2 separate regions of the Mus musculus genome follow, and region 2 is linked to region 1. Evidence: chromatin loops called from intact Hi-C (ENCODE). Cell type or tissue: heart. All regions are shown on one strand.

Region 1 (8,000 bases):
GAAGCCCAGTGTCGGGGAGATGGTGTCCACGTCTTCTCCATTGAACTTCTTGAGGATGGTTGTTTTGCCAGCGTTGTCCAAGCCACTGGGGCACAAAGGCTAAGGAGAGGTCTCTGAGTTCTGTTGGAGGACATGTCATCACACTACCACCCTCCTAGGGACTAGTACTTTCCTACTGTATGTAGAAGCAAGTTGAGCACGTGCCTGACCCATAACTGGCTTGAGATAAATGTAGAAGTATGAAAATGGAATTCTATCATGTTGACCAACTCAAAATAACTTAATTTACGCATCAAATATTGAGTGCCTATTAAGTGCCAGGCCCCCTCTGATGTTGGGGGACAAACTCATCACCCTTATGAAGCTTAAACACTAGCAAAAGTCTAAGTAATGGGGCTGGAGAGATGGCTCAGCAGTAAAGAGCACATGTTGCTCTTATAGAAGACCTGGGTTCAGTTCCCAGCATCCACCTGGTGGTTCACAACCAAATGCTGACCTCTGTGGGCACCAGCCACTCACCCCAGTGTACAGACAAAGTTCTCACATCCATAAATAAGTGTTAAAAAATTAAAGACTAGGGCTGGTGAGATGGCTCAGTGGGTAAGAGCACCCGACTGCTCTTCCGAAGGTCCGGAGTTCAAATCCCAGCAACCACATGGTGGCTCACAACCATCCGTAAGGAGATCTGACGCCCTCTTCTGGAGTGTCTGAAGACAGCTACAGTGTACTTACATATAATAAATAAATAAATCTTTAAAAAAAAAAAATTAAAGACTAAATAAAGCAGAAGAGAAGGTTGGGTACTTGGAACCAGTGAAGGACATTCCTGGAAGGAATGGCTTTCAACTTAAGATACCAGACAAGGCTCTGTGGGGTCTTGAGGCCCAAAACAGATGGGCCCAGCCTTCTGAAGGACCAAGTAAAGGGCAAGTATCTAGAGGTGGCAACCACCTTCATCTGTCTCTGGAATGATCCACAGCCTCCGTTGCAGAGAACAAGCCAATAGGTGAGCTCAACCGCAGGTGAGACTGTGGGGCAGCCAAAGCCTGAGCGGAGGGGAGAAGGGACAGGCTCTACATTTAGGACCTCTTCCTACTCACTTGACTCTGGCTCTGTGACTCCCACCTTTGAGAGGCACGGGTGAATACCTTCCACCTTCTGCAGCCCAACTCTCACCTTGGAAAGCCAGCAGATTGTCTTGTCAATCCAACAACATCCACTCTTCCATCCCTTCTCCTCTCATCACCAAACTCTCGCCTCACGCCTCGAGTGCTGCGCACTACTGCAGCAGAACCTGTCTCCACCCACTCCCCCACCATCTGCTGAGTCGGCCACAGCTTCCTCTGGGGTGCATCCTGGGAACAGGTGTTATACTCCATTGTACCAACTTCCATCTTTTGGCTTGTATTGTTTTTGTTTGTTTGTTTGTTTTCTTTTGTTTTGTTTTTTTTGTCTGGAACTCTATGTAACGCAAACTGGCCTCAAACTTGTCAAAGTTCTCCAGCCTCTGCCTCTTGAGTGCCAGAACTACAGGCATGTAACACCATGTTGGACTTTTCCTGCATTTTGGTTTTTTTTTTTTTTGAGACAAGGTCTATGTAGCCTTGGCCGGCCTGGAACTTGCTCTGTAGACCGGGTTGGACTCAAGCCCGTAGATTCACCTGCCTTTACCTTCTGAACGCTGGCATTCGAGGTGTTCGATACCATGCTCATTTTTTGTTTGCTTAGAATATTTTGAGTTTTTGCCTACACGAGGACCTCAGGACTGAAGTTACACAAGGCTGTGAAGCACCAAGTGGGTACTGGGCACTGAACCCCTGTTCCCTGGTTCTTCACCACTGCACCAGTTTTACTTAGCCTCTTGCTTTCTACAGGTCTACTGTTAGCAGACTGGCTCCTGATGCTTCCTGAAGCCTCACTTTGCCAGGTAGGTCTCCGAAGACCCCCTTACTGCTCTCCACTGGCCGGGTGGCCCAGCTTCTGCTCTGCTCCGGGCGCTGCTGCTCTTTCCTTGGCCCTCTCCCAGACCCCATCCTGTTACCCTCATCTGACTTCACACAAGCGTCTACACCTGGGTCTCAGCACTCCCCAGCTGGGCCATCCCATGATCGTTTCTAGGCTGATGGCTGCTACCTACCTGCCCAACAGTCAGGGTTGGTGTCTTCCCAGGGACATGCGTCTCTCATCTCAGCAAGTGGCTCCTTGTCCTTCTGAACACTCTGGCCAGAGACCAGTTCATGCTTGGCTACATCTCCCTCATTGTCTTCTCCCATTCAGCAGCAAGTCATAATACTCTCCTACTACCACCATGGTCTAAGCCACCATCCTGTGCTCCCTTCATAGTCCAGCTGCCTAAATGGCCCCAGCCCATGGGCTCTCCCTCTCTCCAGCTCTTTCCTTCTCAACCTTTCTTGAACATGCCTGTCTTATCCTCCTCCAGGGCCTTCGCACTTGCAGGTCCTCTGCTTACGTTTTCCCAGCTCTCTCTACCTCCTTGTGGACTCTATTCTTCTCATCCTACACTACATATCTTACTTGCTTTATCAATTTTTTCTCCCCTTTCATCACAGAATATCTGAAATGAAGCCTTTTTCGCTTCCCTGTTTTACCGAATTCCCTAACATAGGTGCTTGGAGGTCATCTAATGAGTGTCTTTCTCAGAATTGTCTAAAACACGCACGAGTGGTAAAGTTCTACGTGCACATTAAATTTCCTTTTCTCCCTCTGCTACTTTGTGGATCGCAGATGCCTAGGTGGCCCGGCACAGTGCAAGACGGGTGATGCAGGTGCCAGTTAATGCGGTGAAAGGTCGCTGGTGGCCTTAAGTGACAGCGGGACCTGTGGCCAACCGAGTCCACGCCTACTCGCAGGAGCCTAGGCGGTCCTCGAGACCCTGGGATTCCGACCCTAAGGGAAGCGCCAAGGCCTACACCCGTAGATGAAGGGGAGGGGGTCAGCGCCAGGGAGGAGCAGGGCCCACGCTCGGGCCAGCCCGAGGCAGCGTGACGTCCGAGTCACCACCACTGCGTCGCGCCTCGCAGTGATACTGGAGTCCCAAGTCTAGGCCGGGCCTTGAGACCACCGGGCTGCCTTCTGCACGCCAACCCCCACCCCGCAGAGTGGTACGGCCCTCCCCGGCCCCGCGCCGAGCAGTGGTAGCGCCGCGTGCGTGACGCACCACCGGCAATAGGTACCCACGGCGGCCGCGCCCCCCCACGCCCGGCTCCGCCCACCCGGCGGGCCCCGCTACCCTCGCGACCGCTCTAGCGCTCGGAGGATACAGCATGAGCAGCCGCAGCTCTCGCTCTTTCTGCTTCATCTTCTTCAGAATGGTCAGAAGCCCCATGATCCCGTAGCCCCCTCCCGGCCGCCGTTTCTTCTAGTCCCGGGACCCCGCTCCCGTCTCCTATTGGCCAGCCTGGCGCTTGTGGCCGCCCTCGTTGTCACGTGACCACAGGAGTGCAGGGCGTCGCCCCCTAGAGGCGCTGCGGCGACTTTGAAGCCTGCTGCGTTAACCCTTGTCGGGAAGGCAGAGGGTTGGTGGGGACAAGGGAGAAGTCCCTAAGCCTTCCGACTCCGAGGCCTCGGTCGGATGCCAGACAGAGGCTGACTTTCTCGAGCAGTATCTCGTCTGGGTAGGGAGTAGCCGCGAAGAGATTCTGAGCTAGGAGTCGGAATCTGGTTCCACAAAGAGCTGACGAATCATCCGGGGACTGTAATACGGTTCCCACCAGTGCATCTTGTGACTTCCATTCATTTACCAGTGACGGAAAACCGTTGGTCCTGGTCCGGGACTCTGTCGGAAATGGCTCTGTGCGTTCACTTGAGGATGATGACTCCCCCTAGGGGCCATTTCTAAATGTGCGGACAGTATGGCCTCCTTGGGTTGTTTAGAGTTCCAAGCTCCCCGCAATGCAGGGACCAGACCCGCACAAAGGATTGAGTGCTATCTAGGACCCTATCAGGTTGAGACGCTCTATCCCAACTGTTAGGATAAAACTGGCAGGGCAGAGCCTGTCTCAAAAAACAACGATAAAAAACCTGAAGCCCACCTGGTGCTTAGCCTCATGGCTGCTGGCATGTACTAGCTGTACAATCAGATTATCTTCAGTAAATGACTTTGACAAGAGTTCTTTAAAAAAAATTTTTTTTTCTTTGCTGGTTGTGTTGGCACATATCTTTAATTCCAATGCCTGGGTGGCATAGACAAGTGGATCTCTGTGAGTTTGAGGGCAGCCTGGTCTGTATATATATTGAGGACAGAAAGGGCTACACATCTGAGACCCTGTCTCAAAACAATCATCATTGTTGTGTGTAAACTCTGTATGTGTGTGTGTGTGTGTGTGTGTGTGCGCGCGCGCGTGTCTGCACATACCACTGGAGATCAGAGGACAACTTTGTGGAGCTGATTCTCACACTTTTTTTTTAAGATTAATTTATATGTAAGTACACTGTAGCTGTCTTCAGACCCCTTAGAAGAGGGCATCAGATCTCATTATAGGTTGTTGTGAGCCACCGGTGTGGTTGCTGAGATTTGAACTCAGGTTAAGAGCAGTCAGTGCTCTTAACCGCTGAGCCATCTCTCCAGCCCCGATTGTCGCACTTTTATGTGGGTTCCAGGCAGGGAATTTAGCATCAGACTTTCTCAGCAAGTTTTTTTTTTTTTTTTTTTTTTTTTTTTTTTTTTTTTTTAATTGGTGAGATTTCTCACTGGCCCAAAGAGTTAGTTTCTCTTTTTTTGTTTTTTGTTTGTTTTTGCTTTTTCCGAGACAGGGGTTTTCTCTGTGTAGGTTTTTCTCTCTTTCTTTCTGGCTGTCCTGGAACTCACTCTGTAGACCAGGCTGGCCTCGAACTCAGAAACCCGCCTGCCTCTGCGTCCCAAGTGCTGGGATTAAAGGCATGCGCCACCACTACCGGGCAGAGCTAGGGTTCTATTTAATTGTAACCATATATGTGTTCTTGAATGTGTGCACATATGCGTGTTTGTGCATGCATGGGTGCATGTGTGCGTGTGTGGGTTCCTCCACAAGGAAAATTGTACTGAGACTTTTTGTTTTTTTTAAAAAAACATAGAAGTCTTATGGGAATATGGTTTTGTTTTACTCCCAGGTGTGGGGAATGGGGCTGCTTCACAGCAGGTGATTGTGATTTGTCTCAGGCTCTAGCAGGGCGTGGTTTTGCCAGCTGTAAATAGTTTCTGCATGTATGTGATGCTTGGAATTCTGGATACTTTTCAGAGGTGTATAAACTGCCCAAAAGTGGGTTGTTAGTTGTTATTGGCAGGTTGCTATAGTCGTACACAAAGAGACAACAACAATAACAACAATAAATTAGATATTGTGATGTCAAAGATCAAACTTGCCCCCAAGGAACTCAACATACCTAATCAGCAGGAAATAATCTATAACATTGCCTTCTTTCCTACCTCTGATTTTAATTTGGGATTTCTTTCTCTCTCCTTCCTTCCTTCCTATCCCATTTTATCTTTTACCTAGTGTTAGGGGATTGAAAAGGTGGAAAAAGAAGGGTGGAAGAAAAAACCCACAAAGTAGCCAAAGTCTGGCTACAGAAATAAATAAATAGGGGCCTAGAGAGATGGCTCAATGGCTAAGAGCACTGACTGCTCTTCCAGAGGTCCTGAGTTCAATTCACAGCAACCACATGGTGGCTCACAACCATCTGTAATGGGATTCAATGCCCTCTTCTTTTTATTTTTTTTAAAGATTTATTTATTATATCTAAGTACACTGATGGTTGTGAGCCACCATGTGGTTGCTGGGATTTGAACTCATGACCTTTAGAAGAGCAGTCAGTGCTCTTACCTGCTGAGCCATCTCTCCAGCCCCCCTGGTGCTCTCTTCTGGTGTGTCTGAAGACAGCTACAGTGTACTCACATAAATAAAAATGATACATCTTTAAAATAAAAAAATGTGTTGATTTTTTTTTTAAATGTGTTCTTTTGAGTGCTGGGACTTAAGGTGTGTGCCACCACTGCCTAGCTAAATGTAATAGTCTGGTGTAGCTGTGGTGGTTTGAATATGCTTAGCTCAGGCACTGACACTATTAGGAAATGTGACCTTGTTAGAGGAAGAGTGTCATTGTCGGGGTGGACTTTGAGCTCCTCCTCCTAGATGCCTGAAAGTCAGTCCTCTCTTTGTCACCTTTGGAACAAGATGTAGAACTCTCAGCTCCTCCAGTACCATGCCTGCCTGGATGCTGCCATGCTTCTCGCCATGATGATAATGGACAGAACCTCAGAACTTGTAAGTCAGTTGTCCTTTATATGAGTTGTCTTGATCATGGTGTCTCATCACAGCAAAGGAAACCCTAAGTCAGCAGGTCTTCACTCTCTGAGTGGCTGAGGATGGACCTTGAGCCTGGGTCCTGAATCCTCCTCCACGGTGCTGGGATTGGAGGCATCCTTTACCACATTCCAGTTGGCTATAAGAATTTCAAAACACAAAACAAATCAATTTAACCAAATCTCCACAGTTGTGAGAGCTGCCTTCTTCCAGAGGAGGACTCCTTAAGTAGGCTGTGACATACGGCTGAGTTCCTAAGGCCCTGTGCAGAGGGTTCGGTTGACCCAAGGAAGGAAACAACTGAGCTTGGCTTTCGCTGGATCCCATGGCTGGTGCCTGCTAAGGCTAGAAGGTGGCTTGATCCGGGACTGTAGGGCTAGCAGGGAGACAGAGACTCCTCCCAAAACTATAAATGAGTAAAGCAAGTGTCCCCTTCCAAAGAGCCGCTCCTCTCCCGTCACCTTCGAAGGCAGTAGTGAACATAACCAACTTTTTTTTCTGGAACAGAAATGAAAACTACTAGGACCCAGGGACCCTTTCTTAAGTGAAAATTGCTAATCGTTAAGCATTAGAAGTCCATTGAAATATTTGTACCCGTTTTTTATATCTAAACATTTCAAAGGTGACTTTAGATACATTTTCTATTTCATTCTTCTTAGCACTGTAATGCTGTCTACAGCATTACATACCACCTTGAACGTCTGATCTCTTCTGGACTTGGAAGCTAAGCAGGGTCAGGTCTGCTTAGTCCTTGGATGGGAGAACTCGGAGGACAGGTTTGCACAGTGCTGGAGTTCATAGACTAAAGCCTCTGCTCAGCCACCAGCACCTAAGTCTAAGTACTAAGTACTAAGTACTAAGTAAGGAATGAAGAGAAAGGAAGGAGAGCCTGATCTTCTCTCGGGTAAGACGTGATGCTAGTCTTCCTTTCTGTGTCACATGCCCATAACAGAGGCACCGACCATCACATGGTGGCAGCATACTCAAATAAAGGTTTTGTCCTGTTAAATAGCAAAAGAAGGTAGAATGTGCAGCCTGACTATTGAGACGGTCACTATGTATAGACCAGTCCTGGCCTGGCCTGCTTGAAGACTCTCACCCTTCATCTCCCAAGTCTCCAGGGTCCGAGGGTGAACCCTGCCCCCAGGGTTTGTTCCTGACTGTTGAGTGGGTGTGTGCACCATGCAGGACTCTGTCGAGGCCTCAGAAGACGTGTCAGAGCACTCAAGCATCTTCACTCCAGCCTCAGCCCAGCTGCCTCTCGTCTCATCCGACTTGCAGGTGATGTGAGGAGTGACTGATTACTGGCCCTCAGCAGGGCACTGGCAGGCGTGTGCCAGCCTCAGGCCTTACCAGAGCCTGAGAAGTTAGGAAATACTTGAAACTCTGCATTGCTGGCAGCCATCTCTGCACCTACTGCATCTGTTGCCATAGTTCTCTTAAGAACAAGACTGTAAACTGGGCAGTGGTGGCGCACGCACGCCTTTAATCCCAGCACTTGGAAGGCAGAGGCAGGAGGATTTCTGAGTTTGAGGCCAGCTTGGTCTACAGAGTGAGCTCCAGGACAGCCAGGGCTACACAGAGAAACCCTGTCTCGAAAAAAAAAAAAAAAAAAGAACAAGACTCTAGAGGGACAGTATTATCTCCCAAATCTGTAATCCTAGCACTCAGGAGGCAGAGGCAGGAGAATTGACACTA
Region 2 (8,000 bases), 170 kb after region 1:
GCCACCAGGTTTCCCTTGTCCCAATCAGGTGCCTCTCTCCATTGTCCATAGAAGGTGTTCAGAGAGAGGGTAAGGAGACTTGCCCGCGGCAGTACACCTGGGCCACAGTAAGCAGACCCATGGGACCCCACAACCAGCCTCCGGTCCCCAGCTCTCCGGAGTCGAGGAGGACAGTCGCTCGTTCTTGGAATGCTGAACCACAGAGTTTTTGCGCTGCTTCTGAAACTGGGGCTAGGAGACTCAGCCGCCCCAAGGGGCATTTTAGATGAGCAACTGCAAGCCTAGACTCAGAAAGCCTGAAATGTGGCCACAAAAATTACCGGCACCTTTCCCCTGGCCCATCTTGTATCTGGGTTCCCTTCAGACTCAAAGGGTGTCAGAAACACCCAAGCATTCTGCCCCAAGTCCCTTCTCCTTCAGGGTCTGTCCCTTCTGGGAACTTTGTTTCTCTTGAGCCTGAGCTCTGAGGTGACACAATCCATTCTTTATCCAGAAGCTTTTATAGGAGCATTTACCAAGCCTGTCTAGGGAGGGCCTTGCCTTCTTCCATATGTCCCACAGCCCACAGTACCCTTTTGCTGCTGGCAATGGGGAATAGGCACTCAGGGTGCGGACTACAGGAAGAACCTAGAACTGTTTGTGTCACTGCCTCCTGGCCTCCCTGTGTCAACCTGTGAAGGAGGTAGATAATAATATAGCTGTCTGGTAGAGATCAGAGATCTGTGTCCACTTTGAAATGACAAGGAGCTCCTTAAGAGGGCAAGGCGCTATCTGTTGCCAGGGCCTCTCCCCGAGAGCTGGTGCCAGCACCTCCACCAGAGACTCTTGGGAGACAAGGGAGGGCTGCCGTGGAGCAGGTCCCTCCTGCAGACCTGGGTGAGCCTCCAGGAGGCAATGACCGCACAGTAAGCCCATGCTGTGAGAAGAAACAGAACGACAGTGGCCTGACTGCTCAGACTGGCTGGGGCTGGCACTCTGCGGCTGACAGATTCATTCATCCACTGGACTACATCATGAGCCAAGTATAGTGCTCTGCTGTGGGCAAGGCCAGGCCTCTGGCCTGGGAGCCTAGCTCAGAGATCAGAACAGAACCAATAGGATAAAGGGTGCCAGATCCTGGGGCTTCTCTGAGTGTTTAGGTTAGAAGCCTGGCCATGTGATGAAGCCAGAACAGGGTCCAGCAGACAGTGAGCCTTTAAGGACTTTTGGACATGTGATAGGGACCACTTAGCAGACAAGGAAGCAGCAGCTTGTAAAAACAGTGAGACAACTAATCCAGGTGCAGCTCAGGTGGGTGAGAGAGTCCCCTAGCATGAAGAAAGCCATGGATTCCCTAAAACTTCGTGGAACAGGTCCATGGGAGGAGGTAGAGGTGGAAGGACGAGATGTTCACCTATCTAGACTGTAGAGAATTAAATCCAGCCCAGGATACCCAGGTTTCAAAATAAACAAAAAACTAGGACAGAACCTAAAAGGACTGAGTGCCTGAGATGACTGGCGTGCCCAGTTATTTATTTAATTAGTGAGACAAGGTCTTTATATATAGCCCGGGCTATCCTAAAACTCACTATGTACACCAGGCTGGCCTTGAACTCAGAGATCTTTCTGTCTCTTCAGAGTACCGAGCCACCATATCCAGTCGGTGTGTTCAATTGAGTCCAGCTCTGGCCTTTCTCTCCCACTCTGGTATGGCATTGAAGCCTGCTTGGGGTTGGGATTTTCTCAGAATTCAGCTTTCAAAGAGGTTAAGGGTCTTGGGGAAGTTGATGCAAGGACCTTGCCAAGAGCGGAGGCCTGGGCAGTTGGCCCTTGACTGACCTTTGTGACTAGAGAATCAGCATTACAGGAAGGGTCCCAGCCTCCTAGTTCTCCATGACGACTTGCAAATACTAGACACTCATTCCTCCCCTAGTCTCTGGCGCCTCCTTGTGGCTTCTGTGGGCCCCAGCCCTGCCCTGTGCTGAGGAGGTTCAGAATCCCTGAGAGAGCCAGTAGGCTCCATCAATTCACCCTGTAATCTAAGAACTAGGAAGTTGAAGCAGTACGCCTGGGAATTCTGGGTCATTCTTGACTACATAGTGTGTTCCAGATCAGCCTAGTTTATATGAGAGGATAAAAACAACACCAACAACAAAAACCGTAAATCCAAACTCCAGTCTGCCCTCCCTGACCCTCCCTTGGCAGTGCCATGGCATTGAATTTGAATCCTGAGTCTCTTTCCCAGCCTGATAGATCTGGAAAGAAATATATGCCTGTGTTTTCCCCATTTCAAATTGTGGACCTCATGGAGAAGGGGCTTCTGTAAAGATCAAATGAGAGACCTACAGTGGTTGGTTGGTTTTTTTTTTTTTTTTTTTTTGTTTTGTTTTTTTTTTACAGGGTTTCTCTGTATAGCCCTGGCTGTCCTGGAACTTACTCTGAAGACCAGGCTGGCCTGGATCCCAGAGATCTACCTGTTTTTGCCTCCCAAGTACTGGGATTAAAGGCGTGCACTCCCACACCACCACCCCAACATAACCCCTGTAATGTTTCTAGACCCCGTTAGATGGGATTTGGGTGTCCCACTCACTTTGCCCCTGCAAACATTCAGAATGCTTCCTCCCTCAACGCTGATGACTCGATCCTGTCAAGGTCTTCAGCTTGCAGTCTGGAAGGAGAGGCAAGCCCTCTAAGTAGGCCTTTAAACAAGTTGTTCAAAAGACACCAGAGCACCCTTCTCTTTGGTATCTGGCCTGTCACCATCAAGACCAACACAGATGGCCAGAAATAAAAAACCTCCCTGGACACAGCCAGCACCTCCACCTCCTTTGCCTCCATCAGCACATCTCAAACTTCTTGTGCCCTCCACGTTCCAGTTCAGGGCCTTGTTCCCGCCAAAGCCTTGAAAATCAGTCCCATCTAGGTCCACACGAGAATCTAGTTTCAGAGACCCCCTACCCTCAGCCTTCCAAAGCCGCAGTGTATTCATGCTAAATGAGTGTGCCCATCCTACCTCAACTACATGTCTCTGGGTTAGTTTTAAGGATTTAAAGGAGATCAGAAACTTTTGGGGGTAGATGGGTGTGTTGCCTTAGCGCCGCTTTCAAACCGAGGCCAGAGCGGACTACAACTCCCATCCGGCTTCAGGGCCGCAACCGTCCCTAGCCCCTCTGGCCTGGCTAAGGGACAGGCCGCTGGCCGGGTCCCGCGGGAAGTTGCGCTAGGCTCTGTCTAGGTTAGTGTCTCATGAGGGTCTAGGTGGCGCTGGGACTGGGGTGGCACCGTGATCAGAGGGGCCTTTTGCGACCCCAACGGACCCCCTCCAACCCCGCCCAGGAGTTACTTTTCGTGGCCCGCCCTCCCACTTCCTGGACGAGGGTCGGCCCCGCCCCCGCGCGCCTCCGCCTTCCCACCTTCACCTTCAGCCGCGGCTCCCATTGGCCGGCGCGCACCTGCCCGTCCGTCGGGGGCGGGCTTGGAGGGCGGGGCGGGCGACCAGGTGAAGGAGCGCGGGTGGCGACCGAGGAAGGTGACAGCGGGGAGGGCGGGAGGGAGGGGGGAAGCCGCGCAGAACGAGCCACGGGACCACAGACGGACCGCCGGGCGGACGGACGGACGGGGCATGCGGGCGGCCTGGCTCTAGCCCGGGTTTCGGGGCTCCAGCGGCAGCCATGGAGCAGCGGCTGCGTGCGCTGGAGCAGCTGGTACGGGGCGAAGCTGGTGGCAGCCCAGGGCTCGACGGCCTCCTGGATCTGCTGCTGGGGGTGCACCAAGAGCTCAGCAGCGCCCCCCTGCGCCGGGAGCGTAACGTGGCGCAGTTTCTGAGCTGGGGTGAGTGGTCCGGGCAACACCCGGGAAGGGAAGCTGGAGGGACGACAACACCTGGAGCTTTGTGCCCCCAGACCTTTTCCCGGGAGTGGCATATTCCTGAAACTTCCTCATTGTGCTGTATCTAACGCTTGCCGTTGGTCTCCACAGCCCGCTCGCTCACCTGCACCTTACTTCAAACTCCCAGAGACAGGTACATAAGGTACACTTCCCACATACCCTGCTACAGACCCCAGACATGTTGCCAATACACATCTTTCACAACGGTCACCTCATGCTCTACCTAGAACATACATTTAGGCGGACACCGTTTTGTGTGACATAAACATACAGACTTTCTCTATTTCCTCCGTTCTTCAAGAGGACGGGCACTTTGTTCTAGGACCCCTCTCACCTGTCACACACTCAAAAGTCCTCGTCCTTCACCTTGCAGACAAGTCTCCTTACTTCAATCCCTAGCCGGGACCAAGAACCAACCTCAACCCCTTTGGAGGATTTGGGGTCTTGTTAGAAGTGGTTTTATTTGATTCGTCTGAATCCTTGGGAATGGCTGACTTAGGGTGATCCTAAACCCAATGTGGGCACTGGACACATCTGGCCAGGCTTTGGTGAGGAGGGCATGGGAATTGGGCCTGAAACATGGGGTGTTTACCCTGTAGGCGATCAGAGTTCTTGGTGCTCCTGAGCTATGGGCAGACACAAGGCTAGGCCAAATATGGATGGGGGTCTACCAGCCAGTCCTGCCATTTCTTTCTGGGGTGAGAGCAGTTAGACGGCCCTGCCCCCGTTGCCTGCCTGTTTCTCTGTGACTCTTCTGTGTTTTACAAGTGTCTGATTTGTCATCACTCCCACATGACACCTGTACCTGGGTGTGTGCATGTGGCACATGTGTGTGTGTTTACACATATGTGTGTTTCTCCCTGCCTGCCTCTGGCACCTCTGCTTGGGACCCCAACACAGGGCATGTCTGTTGACTTCTCCCGAGGTAACTCCAAGGCCGGGTGTGACTCACGCCTCTCCTGCCCCAACTTGTCCCTGCTCCTGCCCAGAGCCCCCACCCCTTCTGGCAAGACAAAGGTATTAGGCATCCTGTCCAGGAGGTTGGATCTGGGCACCAAGTTTGGCCAATGTGGCTGGTGGTCACCTCTGATATTTCTGCAGGCTGGCAGCTGCTCCTCCCTGGCTCCATGCATAAACCTGGGAAGAGACAATTAATTTCTGTAGTGAGGTTTGCACACCTCCCCCGCTGTGGGGGTTCTGCCTGATAAACCTGTGGAACAGCTCTCTGTCCCACCCACAGGCCCGCCCAGCTGGCAGGGAGTTTACCTTCTGGCAGGGGGAAACTGAGGCAAGGTGCCAGATCGTAGATGTCCCCCAGTCCTCACTGGTCACTCCTGTCTTCATCATTTCCCAAGACTCGGTGCCCTTCCCCCTGGCCTACAGCCACTTCAGTTATGGGGAGAGCCTGGGAGTGGTTGGACCTAGCCCTTGCGGAGGTGGTGGTAGGGCAAACAGACTGTGATGCGGGAGGAGGTTCCTGCCTGTATAAGCCCCATCCAGAGAGGGAGGTAGGGCTCTAAGTGGCAGGGCTATCAAGCCTGGAAGGAATCCTGTGTGCTCACACCCTCAGGTGCTGGCATTGGGCACCAGGTGAAGTTTTTGGCCCTGTTTGAGTGTCTTGTGAGTACCTGAGCAGGCTGGTATCTGTTCCTGACCCAGAGGCCCCACTTGGGGAACACAGAGCCTGTCTTTCTGGAGCACTGTAGAAAGTGTCCTCCCTGCCCCCAGGGGCTACCCCAGGCCTCACCTCCAGCCAGATTGCTCTGTGCTACAGGGTCCCCAGACCCAGGCCCACAGTTCCTGAGTGGCAGAGAAACTTTCTGGGGACAAAGAATGTCACCTATCCAGTTTCCCAGATAGGCCCCTGGGCTGGCCTTGAGGGGTCAAAGGCTGTGAACTAGGGGTGAGAGTGGTGTCTTTATTGTCTCTAGGGTATTAGGCCCCTGGCTAAAGAAGACCACAAGGTCCCTCTGTGCCTCATAAAGAGACTACTTGGAGTCTAGAGCCCAGGAAGGTTCTGAGGCTAGGTGGTCCACTGAGTCAGGACCCTCACCATGCTTGTATCATGACCAAATAGTCCCTGCTTCTCATCTGTCCCTCAGCTGGGTTGTCTCTGGGAGAGTCACCCCTATCCTAACCTCATGGGAGATTGTAAGGAAAAAAAAACCCTCGCTGTCCGCTCTGTCCCCTCAGCCAGCCCCTTTGTAACAAAAGTGAAAGAGCTGCGTCTACAGAGAGATGACTTTGAGATCTTGAAGGTGATTGGCAGAGGGGCCTTTGGGGAGGTAAGTAAGCCTTGGGGTGGGTGAGGAGGAGGGGCCTTGCACTTGGTCTGGTCTAGACCAGGCCTTGCTTCATCCCCTCAGGTTGCCGTGGTGAGGCAGAGGGGCAGTGGCCAGATCTTTGCCATGAAGATGCTGCATAAGTGGGAGATGCTGAAGAGGGCTGAGGTCAGTTTGGGGTCAAGTGTACACTGCAAATGGGTAGGTGAAGGTATGCTTGCTGCCAGGAGAAGGGGCGGGGCCACTCTGAAGAATCACCCGTCTCTTACCCTTCACAGTGAACTTTACTTAAAATGAAGGGATTGTCCTATTCTTTTTATGGAAATAATGAGGCCCAATACCAGAAAGCCTGGGCTCAGGTTCGTCCAAGGCTACCCCAGCCTGGGGTTGAGCAGAGCTGTTCCTTTGATCAGAGTCTCTAGGCTTTTGTGTTCTCCATTCCCTGAGCTACTAAAGGGGGAGTTCCCGGGAGCTGACCCCATTGTCCCCCCTGCTCTTCAAACCTGCTTCAGACGGCCTGTTTCCGGGAGGAGCGAGATGTTCTAGTGAAGGGAGACAGCCGCTGGGTGACTGCTCTGCACTACGCCTTCCAGGATGAAGAGTACCTGGTGAGGATCTTTGAGTAGTGGAGGAGCCTTGCCAGGGATAAAAGAAAAGGCCGCTCTTTCACCATCTCCTGGCCTACACCCTCCTTCCTTAGCTCTGCTTAAGAGCTGGCCACTTCCTGGGCATGGTGGGACACACCTTTTAATCCTAGCACTTGGGAGGAAGAGACAGTCAGATCTCTGTGAGTTCAAGGATAGTCTGTTCTACATAGTGAGTTCCAGGACAGCCAGAACTACATTGTAAGACCCTCTCAAAAAAAAAGAAAAAAAAAAAAAAAGGAGCTAGCCTCAGGGATGCTGCTTAGCCTTGGCTTCTCAGAGCCCCCCAAGAGCCAATGTGAGGTCGACAGGTGCTCTCATTCTGAGTCTGACTCTTGGCTCTACACACTGCCCTCCAGTACCTGGTGATGGACTACTATGCTGGCGGGGACCTTCTCACGCTGCTGAGCCGCTTTGAGGACCGCCTCCCACCTGAGCTGGCCCAGTTCTATCTGGCTGAGATGGTTCTGGCCATCCACTCACTGCACCAGCTGGGCTATGTCCACAGGTGGGGCCCCAAGCTGTGTCACTTCCCAGTCTTCCTCCCTAAAGCCCTGTGGGAGGGCTTGCCAGTGTGCCTATCTTACAGTTGAGGAAGTCAGAGCTCAGAGCAGGTAAGCCCCTGGCTCAAACCTACCCAACTCATGGTGGCAGAGGAGTGATGTGTTACCCATTCAGGGGACATCTGACTCCTGCACCCCCAACGTGCACACACACAGGAATATGAATGAGCATGTATGCACAGGAAAATGTGTGAGCATTACACACACAGGAGCATTGTGAGCATGTACACACACAGGAGCATGTGTGAGCGTGTACACACAGGTGCATGTGTGAGCGTGTACACGGGACAGGAGCATGTATAAGCATGCATCAGGCTCATGTCTGAACACACACACACACACACCAAGCCCTCACTCTTCCACCATCCTTCAGGGATGTGAAGCCTGACAACATCCTGCTGGACATGAATGGCCACATCCGCCTGGCAGACTTTGGCTCCTGCCTGCGTCTCAACAACAATGGCATGGTAAGGAACCCACCTAGAATTGAGCCGAGGATACAGCCAAGTGCAGGGACATCGGGTTCCAGGTAGGGGTTCCTGGAGAGTAGGGTGCTGGCTCCAGTCCTGTGGCCTCATGGTGCCAACACCCCTAACACAGGTGGATTCATCAGTCGCAGTTGGGACCCCGGACTACATCTCTCC

What was found. Peaks named below come from ENCODE experiments on the same cell type or tissue, not always from the same donor. Only the 100,000 strongest peaks of a DNase experiment are listed, where the experiment ranks them.
Region 2: a loop joins it to region 1, with 6 times the contacts of the local background. A loop is called at or near these places in 2 of 42 quality-filtered maps.

The regions. Positions count from the first base shown.
Region 1 is chr19:6,137,756-6,145,755 of GRCm38, forward strand. Arl2 (ADP-ribosylation factor-like 2) reads right to left here and starts at 3,382. Exons shown (of 5, transcript NM_019722.3): 1 at 3,282-3,382; 2 at 1-85. The coding sequence starts at 3,346. LOC115489019 (a long non-coding RNA gene) reads left to right here. Exons shown (of 3, transcript XR_003952891.1): 3 at 1,875-4,159. In heart, CTCF peaks have their summits at 3,518 (motif pointing left) and 3,813 (motif pointing left); DNase peaks (open chromatin) are centred at 2,176 and 3,296; H3K4me3 peaks cover 2,178 bases; H3K27ac peaks cover 2,683 bases.
Region 2 is chr19:6,303,066-6,311,065 of GRCm38, forward strand. Cdc42bpg (CDC42 binding protein kinase gamma (DMPK-like)) reads left to right here and starts at 3,392. Exons shown (of 37, transcript NM_001033342.1): 1 at 3,392-3,810; 2 at 6,061-6,152; 3 at 6,234-6,317; 4 at 6,662-6,757; 5 at 7,153-7,301; 6 at 7,730-7,823; 7 at 7,957-8,000. The coding sequence starts at 3,651. Gm52380 (a long non-coding RNA gene) reads right to left here and starts at 3,481. Exons shown (of 3, transcript XR_003952842.1): 1 at 3,399-3,481; 2 at 2,570-2,647. In heart, a CTCF peak has its summit at 3,769; DNase peaks (open chromatin) are centred at 966, 1,926, 3,356, 3,776 and 4 weaker places; H3K4me3 peaks cover 2,086 bases; H3K27ac peaks cover 3,636 bases.